2 separate regions of the Homo sapiens genome follow, and region 1 is linked to region 2. The links are chromatin contacts, found by Hi-C or POLR2A ChIA-PET in ENCODE. All regions are on one chromosome and are shown on one strand. Each heading gives the region's core, a stretch centred on a gene start or an enhancer-like site at or near the end of the contact. The rest is flanking DNA. Distances are from core to core; before and after follow the strand shown.

What was found. A loop is a pair of places that touch in the nucleus more often than their neighbours do. ChIA-PET counts read pairs that join two places held with the same protein, here RNA polymerase II (POLR2A).
Region 1: a loop to region 2 is called in a map of transverse colon, with 16 times the contacts of the local background. The contact joins two enhancer-like sites. A Hi-C loop is called at or near these places in 1 of 168 maps with a recorded cell type or tissue (transverse colon). POLR2A ChIA-PET finds 5 or more read pairs at or near these places in 3 of 52 experiments (OCI-LY7, WTC11 and activated B cell).

Annotation. Positions count from the first base shown.
Region 1 is chr10:116,659,986-116,667,373 of GRCh38, forward strand. It overlaps SPMIP5 (sperm microtubule inner protein 5), which reads right to left. Exons shown (of 6, transcript NM_001350931.2): 3 at 5,623-5,841; 4 at 4,776-4,962; 5 at 4,189-4,286; 6 at 3,711-4,066. The coding sequence ends at 3,921. Among named protein-coding and RNA genes, the nearest start is that of SPMIP5, 6.3 kb to the right of the region's middle. Within about 2 kb of position 5,691, at least 7 of the 41 ENCODE cell types and tissues checked have a DNase peak (open chromatin) inside an H3K27ac peak, as active enhancers do.
Region 2 is chr10:116,621,596-116,628,406 of GRCh38, forward strand. It overlaps the pseudogene PNLIPRP2. Among named protein-coding and RNA genes, the nearest start is that of PNLIPRP1, 34 kb to the left of the region's middle. Within about 2 kb of position 5,401, at least 2 of the 41 ENCODE cell types and tissues checked have a DNase peak (open chromatin) inside an H3K27ac peak, as active enhancers do.

The DNA of each region.
Region 1 (7,388 bases), core at 4,441-6,940, 39 kb after region 2:
CTCTGCAGGATGGGGAGTGGGGACGGAGAACCGTGGCATCCCCTCTCCACACGTGTTGTGAAGAGAACTGTCAATTCTTGGCCGGGCACGGTGGCTCACGCCTGTAATCCCAGCACTTTGGGAGGCCGAGGCAGGCGGATCACGAGGTCAGGAGATTGAGACCATCCTGGCTAACACGGTGAACCCTGTCTCTACCAAAAATACAAAAAATTAGCCGGGCGTGGTGGTGGGCACCTGTGGTCCCAGCTACTCGGGAGGCTGAGGCAGGAGAATGGTGTGAACCCGAGAGGCAAAGCTTGCAGTGAGCCGAGATTGTGCCACTGCACTCCAGCCTGGGTGACAGAGCGAGACTCCATCTCAAAAAAAAAAAAAAAAAAGAGAACTGTCAATTCTTGCACAGAAAAAGGAAGAGGTGACCCCAAAGGAGCATTTGATTGCCATGGAGGTCAAACTATCCCAACAAAAGGCCCAAGTTGGCCCAAGGAATTTTCTTATCAGGTAATGGAAATTGTTTTTAGTGGCAAGAATGAGCTCATTACAGATGCAGCTTGTGCTAATAATGATAACTTGCTGAGCAGTAAAATCACCTCTCTACCTCCCCCGCCAACAGACGACACTCCAGAAATTATAGGCTAGGGAGAAACAGAAAGGATAAAGATTAAGGAAAAGACTTGCAATGTGGAACTGCTTAAACAAAGGGAGTTACAGATTCGCACGTTGAACTCGGTGATCTTAATCATGAAGTTGTAGAATAATTAGATACTGTTAAAGAATTGTTTAAATTGCCTTTATTCAATTTTGTTACCTCTATCACTGGGTTGTTGTTTTTTCTGGTTTTGTTTCAGTTTTACAGCTCAAACCATTTTTTAAAAGTTGGTGCAAAATGAATTAGTCAATGACTTAAATATTGATGCACCATAGGATCCCCTGGATGGGAGTAAGATAAGGGCAGTCACAAGGGGTCATTTCAGTCCTCACACCCCGTTAATTTCATGGGCAAAGACCCCCAGTAACCTTGAGCCCCTAGGAGCTATCTGCAAATTGTTTGGGCCCAGGCAGACATCCATTCCTGTCTCTCATCCCTGAGAGGCCAGCACAGACGCAGCAGGCTGGGCCACCCCCCAATCCCGGCAGTGGGGAGATCTAGCTCCACGTTTCCTTTCCAAGATCGTGGGTTTTAACTCTTTCAGGTTTTCAGAACACTGGGAAAAAATCCTGACAGTTCACTGAGCTTTGCCTCAGCCCTTGGAAGGGAATCCAGCTACCTTCTATTGAGATGTGGCTTTTTTCTTTGAACATTTTTTTTTTTTTTGAGACGGAGTCTCACTCTTGTGCTCAGACTGGAGTGCCGTGGTGTGATCTTGGCTTACTGCAACCTCTGCCTCCCGGGTTCAAGAGCTCCTCCCACCTCAGCCTCCTGAGTTGCTGGGACTACAGGCATGAGCCACAACGCCCGGCTAATTTTTGTATTTTTAGTAGAGACGGGGGTTTCACCATGTTGGCCGGGCTGGTCTCAAACTCCTGACCTCAGGTGATCCACCTGCCTCAGCCTCCCAAAGTGCTGGGATTACAGGTGTGAACCACTGCACCTGACCTTTCTTTAAACATTTAATCTCTAAAATATTAAAATATCTTTTAATTCAAATAGCGATTTTTTAATGACTTTTTTTTCTTGATTATAAAAACAATACCTATTGGCTATGGAAAATTGAAAAAAGCATAAATAAACAAAAATAACCAACAGGACCATCATCCAAATGACCACTGCTAGCATTATAGGTTAGTGCCCCCCCCCACCCTTTTTTAAAAACAGAAAGCAGGATTATAGTGTGTATGAGTTTGTGTGTATGAGGGACACACACACACAGGTCTGGTGTTACTGTACAGTTTTATGACCTGCCTATTTCATGTATGGGATCCTCAGTATTTTTATACAACACCATTTTTCCATCATATCATTTAAAAATAATGAGATGTACCATAATCCTGAACCCTGTGGGGAAGGTGTTGTTATCTGGTTTTGTGTGACAATCTCCCTTTACACACATTCGTGGCTGTTTTCCTGGACAAAGGTTCTTAACCATTCTTGTGGTGGGGACCCACTGCTGTCTAGTGAAACCTGTGGGCCTCTTGTCAGAACAGTATTTCCAAATGTTTAAAGCAAAATACATAAGATTACAATGGAAACAATATTGAAATATTATCAAAATATTAAAAAGAACAAATTTATAAAACAGCCATTTCTTTATTCTTATATTGAATAACACTATGTGAGAGAGTAGATATAGTCACTGTAATAACCACCATGATTACAGAGATGAGCTTTAACATCATTCCAGCTGTTTGCAGCCAGAGCCACGTGATACAAAAACATCTGTGACTGCTCTCAGGCCAAGGTGACAGGTCCTGCAGTGGTTTGTTGCCTGCATTCATCAAGGAAGGAAATACTAAATTTCGCCTGGAGGTTAGTGAAAACAATGATGTAACTTTTTTTCTCATCAAAGTTCTCTGACCTTCTGACTTCTACCCATGGAATCATGGGAGCCCAGCATGTCCAGGTGAAAATTCTTGCCTTGGAAAAAACCTCCGAGGCCCAGCTTGCTGCCTCGTGTGGCTCTGCACATTTCTGAGTGGATGACAACGGTCTCATTGTCCCAGGAGCTGTTATTTCTTCTGCATACGGGTGGTTGCTGAGGGAGGTCAGGGTGCCTGCTGGTGGCAAGATGATGTTATCCAGTGTTACGGCTTGAACTATGTCCCTCAAAAAAAACATGAAAGTCCTAGTCCCCGTACTTTATGTGACTTATTTGGAACTAGAGTCATTGCAGGTATAATGAGTTACAATGAGGTCACAGTGAAGTAGGGCATGCTCCTGATCCAGTGCGACTGGTGTCCTTGTAAGAAGACGGCCGTGTGGCTGGGCACAGTGGCTCACACCTGTAATCCCAGCACTTTGGGAGGCCGAGGCAGGCGGATCACGAGGTCAGGAGATCAAGGCCATCCTGGCCAACACAGTGAAACCCCATCTCTACTAAAAATACAAAAAATCAGCCGGGCGTGGTGGTGGGCGCCTGTAGTCCCAGCTACTTGGGAGGCTGAGGCAGGAGAATGGCGTGAACCCAGGAAGCAGAGCTTGCAGTAAGCCAAGATCACGCCACTGCACTCCAGCCTGGGTGACAGAGCTAGATTCTGTCTCAAAAAAAAAAAAAAAAAAAAGAAGATGGCCGTGTGAAGGCAGAGAGGCACCCAGGGGGCCTGGAGTTAGTAGCAAGAAATGCCAACGTGGCTGCAAAACACAGCAAGCTAAGAATAGATGAGTAAGGATTCCCCACGGGTTTCAGAGGGAGCTGGCCCTGCTAACACCCCAGTTTTGGACTTCCAGCCTCCAGAACTGTGAGACAATAAATTTCTGTTGTCTTAAGCCACCCAGTTTGTGGGACTTTGTGGAGGCAGCCCTATCACACCAATATAGCTGGTATCTGCCAACTGGACCCTCCTGGGGACTGGGATTCTGGAAAACCAGGGCTGGGGTGGGCGTGGTGTCTGCGCCGCTGTCAGGAACATGCCAGGACCCAGGGACTGTTTGGTTAGAGGGTTGGGCTAGGTCTTCAGTGAAGATCCTGGCCTGGCTGCAGTGTTACCTCGGGGGTTAGGAACCCTAGCTCATGGTCAACATAACCTGGAGAAAACCCGCACAAGAAACTTTAGCATGCGGAGAAGCAGCCTCTTTATTCCCACATGACAAAAAACGGTCTTTATCATTAATGACATGCAACCGTCAACCACTCAGGATGCAGGCGGCAGTTAAAAAATTCTTGTTACTAAATTTCTTTATTGCTCACTGGGCGTGATTCCAACATGAGAATGGCAGGTTTTGGAAGCCCCACTTAAAGTTCACCTCCTTGGGAGACTCTGCGCTTCTAGCCTTCTGCATACTTTGCGGAGGACAGTGGCTCTAGATACATCTTCCCACTGCATGGTATACTTGGCCTCTGAGCACAGCCACATGTCAGCGGAGTTTTGGGGTCCTCTCTCAGGGGCCTTCCAAGGGCAGGGCAGCTTCCATCTAGGAGAGGAACCGTCCGTGTGAGTTGCAGGGAGCTGGCCCAGCTAAGCAGAAAGGCCACTGCAAACATTTCATCCCCTTTTTAAAACGGTAGTAGGAAGGAAAGAGACATTTCTCCTCACCTGGAATAGAAAAATCGGGATATTTTGGCAGCAGCTCTTCATGCTGCAAAACTTTTGGAGACGGAGCAGAAGTTTTTGTGGAGCTAACTCCATATATTCTAAAACAAGAATAGAAGTCACAAAGTTATGGACCTTTTATTAAGAATAGAATAATAATAAATAGAATAAAATACAATACATAAATATGAGTAAATATATGAACATGGTATGTTATTTCTTTACAATTTATTCTAAAGGTAAAGATCACCCTCCTCATTTCGCAGAAGAGAAAGCTGAGGCCACTCAGCACCCTTGGGCCTTAAGCCACTGCCAGGATGGTAGCCCTGCTGGTTTTTACTCCCATCCCCTCCCTGCAAACCAGCAAAGACCACAGGTAGAGCTGCTGGGGAATGCTGAGCACAGGTTGGGAGCAGAGGGCACCTGCCTACTGGGGAAGCCCTGAAACTACAAATGAGGCACCTTCTCTAAGACAAATCACACACAAATAGTCCTAGTGCTGGGATGGGGACATCTGGTAAACCCCCATCCTGGGTTTGCACTTCTCCCTTTGACCTTGTGCCTGGGGTACGGACCCAAGCCAGACTCACTCTTCATATGGTTTCAGATGTGCCTTCTTGGCCCTCTCCGTGATCTCCAGGAAGTCCTTGTAGCAGTTTTTGGCCATGACAGTGTATCTCGTGCCACAGCCAAATTCAGTGACCTTGGCTCTCGGCAGGTAGCCTGCCCAGCCAGGGATCGGGGGCTCCTGGAGAGGTTTCTTTACATATTTGCATTCTGTAAAAAGACACCATGGCACAGAGAAAGCAACTAAAAAATGTTTTCCACTGACCCAGAAGCTGAGGCCTGAAAACTTGTGACTTGCCTAGGGTCTCCTAGTTCTCAGACCAGCACCCTCTTCCCTAACCAGGACTGTGCCCCCTCCCCTAGAAATGTTTCTTTCTGGCCAGCCTCTGTGGCTCATGCCTGTAATCCCAGCACTTTGGGAGGCTGAGGCAGGCAGATCACCTGAGGTCAGGAATTTGAGACCACCCTCGGCAACATGGTGAAACCCCGTCTCTACTAAAAATACAAAAATTAGCCAGGCATGGTGGCATGCACCTGTAGTCTCAGCTACTTGGCTGAGGCTGAGGCTGAGGCAGGAGAATCGCTTGAACCCAGGAGGCAGAGGTTGCAGTGAGCCGAGATCACACCACTGCACTCCAGCCTAGGCAACAGAGTGAGACTCCGTCTCAAAAAAAAAAAAAAAAAGAAAAAGAAAGAAAGAAAAAGAAATGTGTCTTTCTCATTTTAAGAAATGGAGCCTTTGCATTTGGTGCTGACCCCTGGGATTTGGAACGGTGCGGGATTCTGGGTGCTATGGGGCAGCTCAGCTGGCCTATGAGAATCTGCAGGGGTGACCAGGGGTGAGGGGAAATGGTTTCAGGGCGCTGCTACCCAGGATCAGGGGGTGGTACTGCAGATTGTACTGGTGCAGGGCCTGCAGGACCGTCTCCTCGGAGTTGACAGGTTTCAGTTTCGGGGCAGTGGCCACTGCGCAGCACAATTCCCGCAGCTGTTCTTTATAGCGCTGTGTTTTCTCCTGGAAGGTTTTCACACAGTGGTTCATGTCATCCTCCTTGGACATTCCTTGGCAGCTGAGGAATGGCACAAAGCCTGCAAGAGCCGAATGGAATCACAGCCTTCAGCAAGACTGGCCAGCAAGGAATTCAGAGCCCGCCTAAACTCCCCAGCATTTCAGCCCACCCTTTGGCATTTCTTCCTCAGCCAACAGCACTACGTTTTTCCAAAGGCCATTAATACAAGCAGTGCTGTTGTTTCCACTGCGGCTGGGCCCTCCCAAGGCCACAAAAAATGACCTTGGAGCTGGGGAGGGAAGGCCCATTTCAACAAAGGCGATGACAGTAATACTCTTTGAATAGCAAAGCCCCTGATGTCAGCCTGACGGAAAATGGGGAAAGCATTTAATGGGCCAAAATGATAGTCTAAGGAGTAATTGAAATTATTCATCTTTTTAAAGAGAAAGCTTATTTTCCTCGACACTTCCCAAATGCAATTTGGGATCTTTCTTGCCGGACCATCAGGAAATTGCAGGCTTATTAAAAGTAGAGCCCTGTTACACAAAAAGGTAAATTCATTATCTGCAAGACCCACCCCTAGCACAATTTTTCACCATTTCCCACCAAGTAACATATAATCATTACAATTAGTATGGGTAAAACACAACTATTTACTTAAACTGGAGGCTGAATCCTAAGTACTATAATATTGTCACAATAAAACCATTTTTTTTTTTTTTGAAGAACAAATGAGGAAAACTGGTTAAGAACTTAGTTTCAAACTGCAAAATAAATAAATAAATCTCTCTCCTTATGGAAACCCAACATTTTTGCCATGGTCTCCAGGAAAACAAAACCTGGCTTCAGAGTTGAAAGTAGCAATCCTCACCCCCAGAGCCCTACAATAACCCCCTCTGGAAGAACCTAATTACTAAACTAATCTTGACAGTGTTGGAAGCCTTCCATGCATCGCCCAGACTCCCCAACCCTTGGATGATTAAAAGATATCCTAACATTATGAAGACCCTAGGGGCTTTGCCACAGTGGTTTCCCTGCCATCAGGGCCGACTTTGGTCTGCCTAGGTTTTATATTAGTGCATATATGCACAGACATAAGCATACGAACTACCTTTATCGAGTCTCGCTAAGGACCAAGACATTTAAAATAGGTTATGTATGCTGGCTCCTTTAATCCTCACAACAATCTTATGGTATCCCATGTAGTGGGTTGAACTGTATCCTCCAAATAGATATATGCAAGTCCTAACCCCTGGTACCTGTGAATGTGCATTTATCTACAAATAGGGACTTCTCAGATGTAATTAAGTTAAGGGCCTAAAAATGAGATCATCCCGGATTTAGGGTGGGTCCTAAATCTGATGACTGATGTCCTTATAGAGGAAAGAAGAGAGAGACTTGTGACACAGAGACAAAGGGGGAAATGCCGTGTGAGGATGAAGAGAGTGACTGGAGAGATGCTGCCACAAGCCAAGAACACTGGGGCCACCAGAAGCTGGAAGAAGCAAAGGTGGGATCCTTCCCTAGCGCCTTCAGAAAGAGCATGGCCCTGCGGGCACCTCGATTTCAGACGTCTGGCCTCAGAACTGTGAGGGAATGCATTTCCATCACTTTAAACCACATAGT
Region 2 (6,811 bases), core at 4,151-6,650:
TCACGGCTGGGAGACAAGTGGAGGGTGTGGTGTTCCCACCTGATCCCAATGCCCTTGTCCTTGCCTGCAGACCAAAGTCATGTGGATGTGCCCTCTCCCAAGAAAGCCCAGTCCTGCCAGGCAAGCCTGCCTTTCTGCCATCAAGCCCACGTGTCCTCTTCTCAGAGTCACCGTTTCTGTCTCTCCAGTTTGTTCCCCCGACCTGGTTCTGTCCAGAGGAGATACAGATATTCAAGTTCTACTTATCCTAAAACACAAATCACCTCCGTTTCTTTTGGAGCCCCCTGAGCCCCAGCCTGCTGACTTCCCATCTGCCTACGCCTTCACAGGCGTGCTTCCTCCGGGAGTCTTTCCCTCTCCGTGGGGGCTGCCTCACCTCCTCTCCTGCCAGAATACCTCACTGCCCAATTTGGTCCCCCAAGTCCTGCTGTAGGAGACATGGTCTCCTTGGGTCCCTGTGGGGGCTTTCTTCTGCCTTGTGACTCTTCCCCCTTGTCTTCTCAACCCCGCCAGCCCACTCTTGGCCTCTCCTTCCATCCTGGCCATGAATTAAGGCCAGGCTCCTGACGGCAGAGACCGGGGTGGGTGCGACTGCTCCTCCGGCCATACAACCCCTCTTCATCTCCTTTGCTGACCTGCAGCCTCCTCCTGCCCCAAATGTGGACATTCCCCAAGGCTCACGCCAGGCTCTCTCCTCATCTCTCTCCTCCTAGGGCCTTCCTTCTTGCCCAGCTTCCTGGTCTTCCCGAGTTGCAAGAAGCCCTATCAGGGCCAAGCCTCAAGCCTCAAGCCTCACTCTCACTTCCCTGCCCCCAGCCTTCTCAGGCTTTTCTGCTTTTCAGCCCCCTGTACTCGAGTCCCAAAAACACAGGACTGCCTGTGGAAGCACAGCATTGCCACTGCCACCACCACCTCCCCTCAACCTCACCAACTCACACCTTCCAACACTTTCCTGCTCTCCACTTAAGAGAGCCCAGGTGTCTTGCATTCGAGCCCCTTCATTTAACCAGCTACCTTTCCCCTGGGGCAAACATTGCTTAAGCCTCCTAGAGTCCACCTCCAAGGGTGCACCCTCTTCCTGGAATGAATTCAACGCCATCAGTATTGCTTCCCTATTAGAGCTCCTCCCTTTCAGGACAGGGTTCATATCTCATTTATCTTTGTGTCCCCTCAAGTTCTAGCTTTATTCCCAGTTAAACTTCTTGGGTTCAAATCCTGCCTCCACCACTAGCTGTGACCTCAGGTAGCTTACCTTGTCTCTCTGTGCCTTGGTTTCCTCAGCAGTAAAATGGAGATAATACTAATTCCATATTTGTGTTTTCAGGCTTAAATGATACTATACCAGTAAAGTACTAACATGGTATCTGGCACATAGTAAACAAATATAAACTATTATGCATTTTTTTAATGATTCACCAATATTTGGCATCATCAGTACAGGAGTTGAGGAAGCATAAGAGAAAGGACCCATTATAATCCTTTGGGTTGGAATTATGTCACCCGTAGTGACCATATCCTGTGATCATGTTTATGTCATGGACACAGAAAGTACTCTCAGACTTAGATGTGGTTACTTGGATCATGGATTACATGTATTGAGTCTCTACTACACGTAGTGTGATACACAAGTCATTCCTGTTCTTAAGAAACTTACTTTTTCAAAGAGCAAAAGAGAAAATATGAAACGGCAGAGAATCACCCTTTCAAAAAAATGTGCATAAAAGGATGACATGAAGACATGTGAATTGGTGTGGGCACGGCCTATGCTGTGTGTAATAGAGATGTCAAGACAAAGTAGCAACTCTGTGCTACAGAGTTTGTAGGCACTCGATAAATACTCACTATTTGATGCTTACATGTAAAGAGTCAGCTGCAAGTTTCCTGAAAGAGGTGGTTTTAAGGCAGCAGTTTGTATTAGGTTGGTGCAAAAGTAACTGTGGTTTTTACCATTGAAAGTAATGGCAAAAACCGCAATTATTTTGCACCAACCTATGCATCAGCAATTCCCCAATTTGCCTAATGGTAAGGGGCACTTACTGAATATGTGTTTCTAGGACCCCACCCCAGACCCTCTGAACCAGAATCTCTGAGGGAGGGACCTATGAATGTGTATGTACAATACACCTGTTCCCCATACTGCCGCCTGCCCCCACCCGCCCTTCCCACCCCGCGACGCCGCAGCCCCCAGGTGATTCTTATCATCCCAGAGGTTTGGAAAATGATGGCAAAGATAAAGACCAGCACTGGCCTTAGCCAAACCTGGGCTCTGTCCTGCAGAGTTTTCCTGTATGGATATGACGTTGCTTCTTTCCAGAAGTTCACACATGTCCTGTTTGTGGCTCACCCTAGGAAAAGAGGTCTGCTACGGACAACTTGGCTGCTTTTCTGATGAAAAACCATGGGCAGGAACCCTTCAGCGACCTGTAAAATTACTTCCCTGGTCCCCCGAGGACATTGACACCCGCTTTCTTCTGTACACAAATGAAAATCCAAACAACTTCCAAGTAAGAGCAGGCATGTAAGCGCTGCATGGTGGGTGTATTTGGGCCGCCACAGTGGAGTCTTTGCATGGCTGTCTAGGGCATAAGTCACTGCCCTGGAATTTTCCAGAAACTCCAAGGCATAGAATCCAAGGCGTAGCTCTCAGGATCATAAACACCTGAGTATCTGATGAAATCTACTGATGCCTAACCCAGAAACTTACACATTCACACACACTGGTGCAGAGAACTTCAGGGGCTACCCCAGCGTAAATGCCTTGTTCCCTGGGAGGAAGGGACTATGAGCAGCATTTATGGAGAAGCCCAGGCCTGGTGTAGCCACCGGAAAGTCTGCCTCGTTTCTACACAGGAGAGTGGAGGGGGAGAAGCCTCTTGGGCATTGGGGGTGGGGGTGGGTGTAAATTCTTCCTGAAGAGCTAGGAGACAGGTAGGGGAGAGGGGACATGTAGCCACAATAGATAAAAGATGAGGTCCTCTGGAGCAACCTCCAGTTTTCAGCAGGTCTGCCCATCAGAAGCAGATCAGACTTGCTCCAGAGTGTCAGAAGTGACCAGGAGACAGTTTCAAGAAAGACATTGCTGAGAATCCAGCAGCTCACAGCTCTGGTCCCTGACAGAGTTTAGGGAGCCAGGTGCTGTCAATAGGTTTCTGAGGTCACCCACTGTGGGACTCTATCTGACAGACCAGCCTTCTTAGTGCCCCCAGCCCAGAGTCGGCTTGGACATGGTTACGGTGCGTCTCATCTGTAGGGGTTGGTGGCATCTTCTGGCATCTCATCTGTAGAGGTTGGTGGCATCTTCTGGCGTCTCATCTGTAGGGGTTGGTAGAAGGGGGTCGAGCAGCCTGTGGCAATTTAGAAGTGCATTCCAAAGTCTCACAGCTCCACTGAACTGAATTTGCTCCCACACTTAAGCTTCTGGTCCAGGGGTTCCTCACCTTTTCTGTGCCAGGAACCTCTCTGGCCACCTGGAAGAAGCCTAAAGGCCCCTTCTTAGGTCAATTTTTTGTTGTTGTTGTTTTTTGTTGGTTTGTTTGTTTTTTTTGAGACAGAGTCTTGCTCTGTCACCCAGGCTGGAGTGCAGTGGCGCGATCTCGGCTCACTGCAAGCTCTGCCTTCTGGGTTCATGCCATTCTCCCGCCTCAGCCTCCTGAGTAGCTGGGACTACAGGTGTCTACCACCACACCCAGCTAATTTTAGTAGAGACGGGGTTTCACCGTGTTAGCCAGGATGGTTTCGATCTCCTGACCTTGTGATCCGCCTGCCTCAGCCTCCCAAAGTGCTGGTATTACAGGCGTGAGCCACCGTGCCCGGCCAGGTCAATGTTTTTAAATGCAGAAATAAAATATATTGGATTACAAAAGAAACGAATTATATTGAAAAATAATTACCAAAACATTTAAATATATAAATATGTGATATAGTCATATATGTGCTTTTTATATATCATTAAATAACAAGATCTAGGGGTTGGTCTAATAACTACTATAATTTAAAATATTAATGAGTATAAATGATATTTTTAGATATCTGCAATAATTACATTATGACCTGAAAATACCTGTGACTTCTACCGGGGACAGAGTCACAGGTGTTGCTAATACCACTGTGGTTTATTGTCTAGTTTTGTGATTAACTGAAATGCTAGATATGGATTAAGGATTAACTAAAATAGAAAGTCTGTGAATTTGGACTTTCTGAAATCTATCCACAACCCCAGGTCAGGAGCTCCTTCTAGTCTGACCCAGCTTTGTGGGCATTGAAGCTGTGATATCAATTCTGAAACTGGCTCTAATAGACTCGTGGCTTGGAAAGGGCAACATTCAAATTAATCTTTTTAAATTAAACCAGCTAATCACTGGCACGGAACCAGACACCATTGAGGCTTCAAACTTCCAACTGGACCGCAAGACACGCTTCATCATCCATGGCTTCTTAGACAAGGCGGAGGACAGCTGGCCATCGGACATGTGCAAGGTAGGGCCCTACCACTTGGCCACTCCCTGGTGAGACCAGCACCCAACACACAGATTCAAACACTGTACCCCCAGTTTCCCTTAGACTGGGAAAAGAAATACTTCAGAGAGAGATGGGTCCTTTTTAAAACCACCGAGGAAAGCCCAGTTCCAAAGGGCATCCATTACCAAGCTCTCTCTACCTACCAATTTCTAGCCAACAATCTCCTATGAGGCTGAAGACACCCAGAGTTCAGTCAAAAAGTCTCGAGGTGGAGACTGCAGCAAACTGCTGGGCATTTATCCCTGAGGACTTATGTAAAACCCCTTTGTGATGTTAAAAACACTTAAATTTTACCCTCTAAAGCACCGCTATCCAATAGAATGTTCTGCAGTGATGAAGGTGTTCTATATATGCACTGTCCAAATCAGAAGCCACTGGCCACATAAGTTATTCAGCACTTGAAATGTGGCTGGTGCAAACGAGGAGCTGAATTTGACATGTTATTGAGTAGTAGTAGTCTGCTCACACCTGATTTAGTAAGTGGTCTTTTTAACCTGGTTGTGTTCCTAACGATGTGTGAGACCTCAGACACGTCACTCACCCATTCCAGGGTTCAGTTTCCATATCTGTTAAGCGGGTACTAGCATGTCCAGTCCATAGCACTGCAGTGAGGGTGACGTTATGGCAGGTATAAGAACATCAAAGCTCTGGCATGGGCTAGGTGTTTGACAGACGTGAATGCCTATCTCTGGGGTGTGCACCTGGGGGCTGTTTATAAATTGATTTCTCTCCCTTGTTTGTCTTCCCCAGAAAATGTTTGAAGTGGAGAAGGTGAACTGCATCTGTGTGGACTGGAGGCACGGGTCCCGGGCAATGTACACCCAAGCCGTGCAAAACATTCGGGTTGTTGGGGCGGAGACAGCTTTCTTAATACAAGCACTGTCGGTAAAACCCTGCCTGGGCCCTGTCCTGTGGGTAGGGGTCAGAGAGGGGCAGGGAGGTACCACGTGGCATGGAGAGGCAGCCTGGGGACCCGTGGGCATGGGTAGGGGCCGGCAGCTAGTAGCCCAGATTGCAATCAAGAAGGGCAATTCCCAAGATGAAGCTCTGCAACCTTCCTCTTTGCCTGCTGTCCTGAAGACACCTTGCCCTATCACTGTCTAGCTGTGGGGCCTGAGGCAAACTAAGCCTTGGTTTCCCCTTTTGAAATAGACCTTCCTTGCAGGCTGTTCTGCAAGGGTCAGAGAGCAGGCTGGGCTGCCCCGCAGCTCCCAGTGCAGAAGATGAGTTTTCATCCTTCGCCAGCCCACGAGGGAAGGCCCTGGACCTTTCTGCAGGATCTATCGGGAGGGGGCGGGGGGAGCCAGAGATAGGGCCCACTCTACCCGTGCTTGCCCAGACAGGCCATACCCCTGGCAGGGACGAGGAAAGGGAGCTGGGGGTGGGGCAGTCCCGGGCGGCAGGCCGTGTGCCACGCCCGCCCAGGTGGCCTGCAGTTGGCGTGGTGGCCGCTGGTCAGCACTGTTGCCCCGCGCACGAGCCGGCCTGCGGGACTCGCAGGCTGCAAATAGGAAGCGGGGTCGCCCTGCCCCAGGCGGCGTGCTCGAGCCCGGGTCCTGCCCCCATCCCTGGCAGGGCCCGGCGCCCCGCTCTCAGACCAGCGGGTCCCCACGCGGTGCTGTGGGACCTGACACGCTATCCCTCCGCAGACGCAGCTAGGGTACAGCCTTGAGGACGTGCATGTCATCGGCCACAGCCTGGGCGCGCACACGGCCGCGGAGGCGGGCAGGAGGCTGGGGGGCCGCGTGGGCAGGATCACAGGTAGGGGTCGCGGGGCCCCGGGCCGGAGTCCCAGGCCCCCGGGTGCGCACCTCGGAAGCCTCGGCCAGCGCCTTTCCGACGGCGAAGGGCGCCCCTGATGGTCCTCCTGGGGACCCGATTTTTTGTGATGACCGGCCTTAAATTTAAAAATAATTTTCCATAATGTGTATTAGAAAATAGATAATTAAAAATAAAAATGCATTCATTTTTTAAAACAAAGGCTGGGCCACTGGCTCACACCTGTAATCCCAGCACTTTTGTAGGCTGAGGCGAGAGAATCGCTTGAGGCCAGGAGTTCAAGACCAGTTTGGCAACATGGTGAAACCTTGTCTCTATAAAAAATTTTTAAAGTTGGCCAGGGGTGATGGCTCTGCCTGTAGTCCCAGCTACTCGAAAGGCCCAGGTGGGAGGACTGCTTGAGCCTAGGTGTTCCAGGCTGCAGGGAGCTGTGATAGCTCCACTGCACTCCACCCTGGGTAATAAAGGGAGACTGTATCTCAAAAAAAAAAAAAGAGAAAGGAGGAAAGAAAAG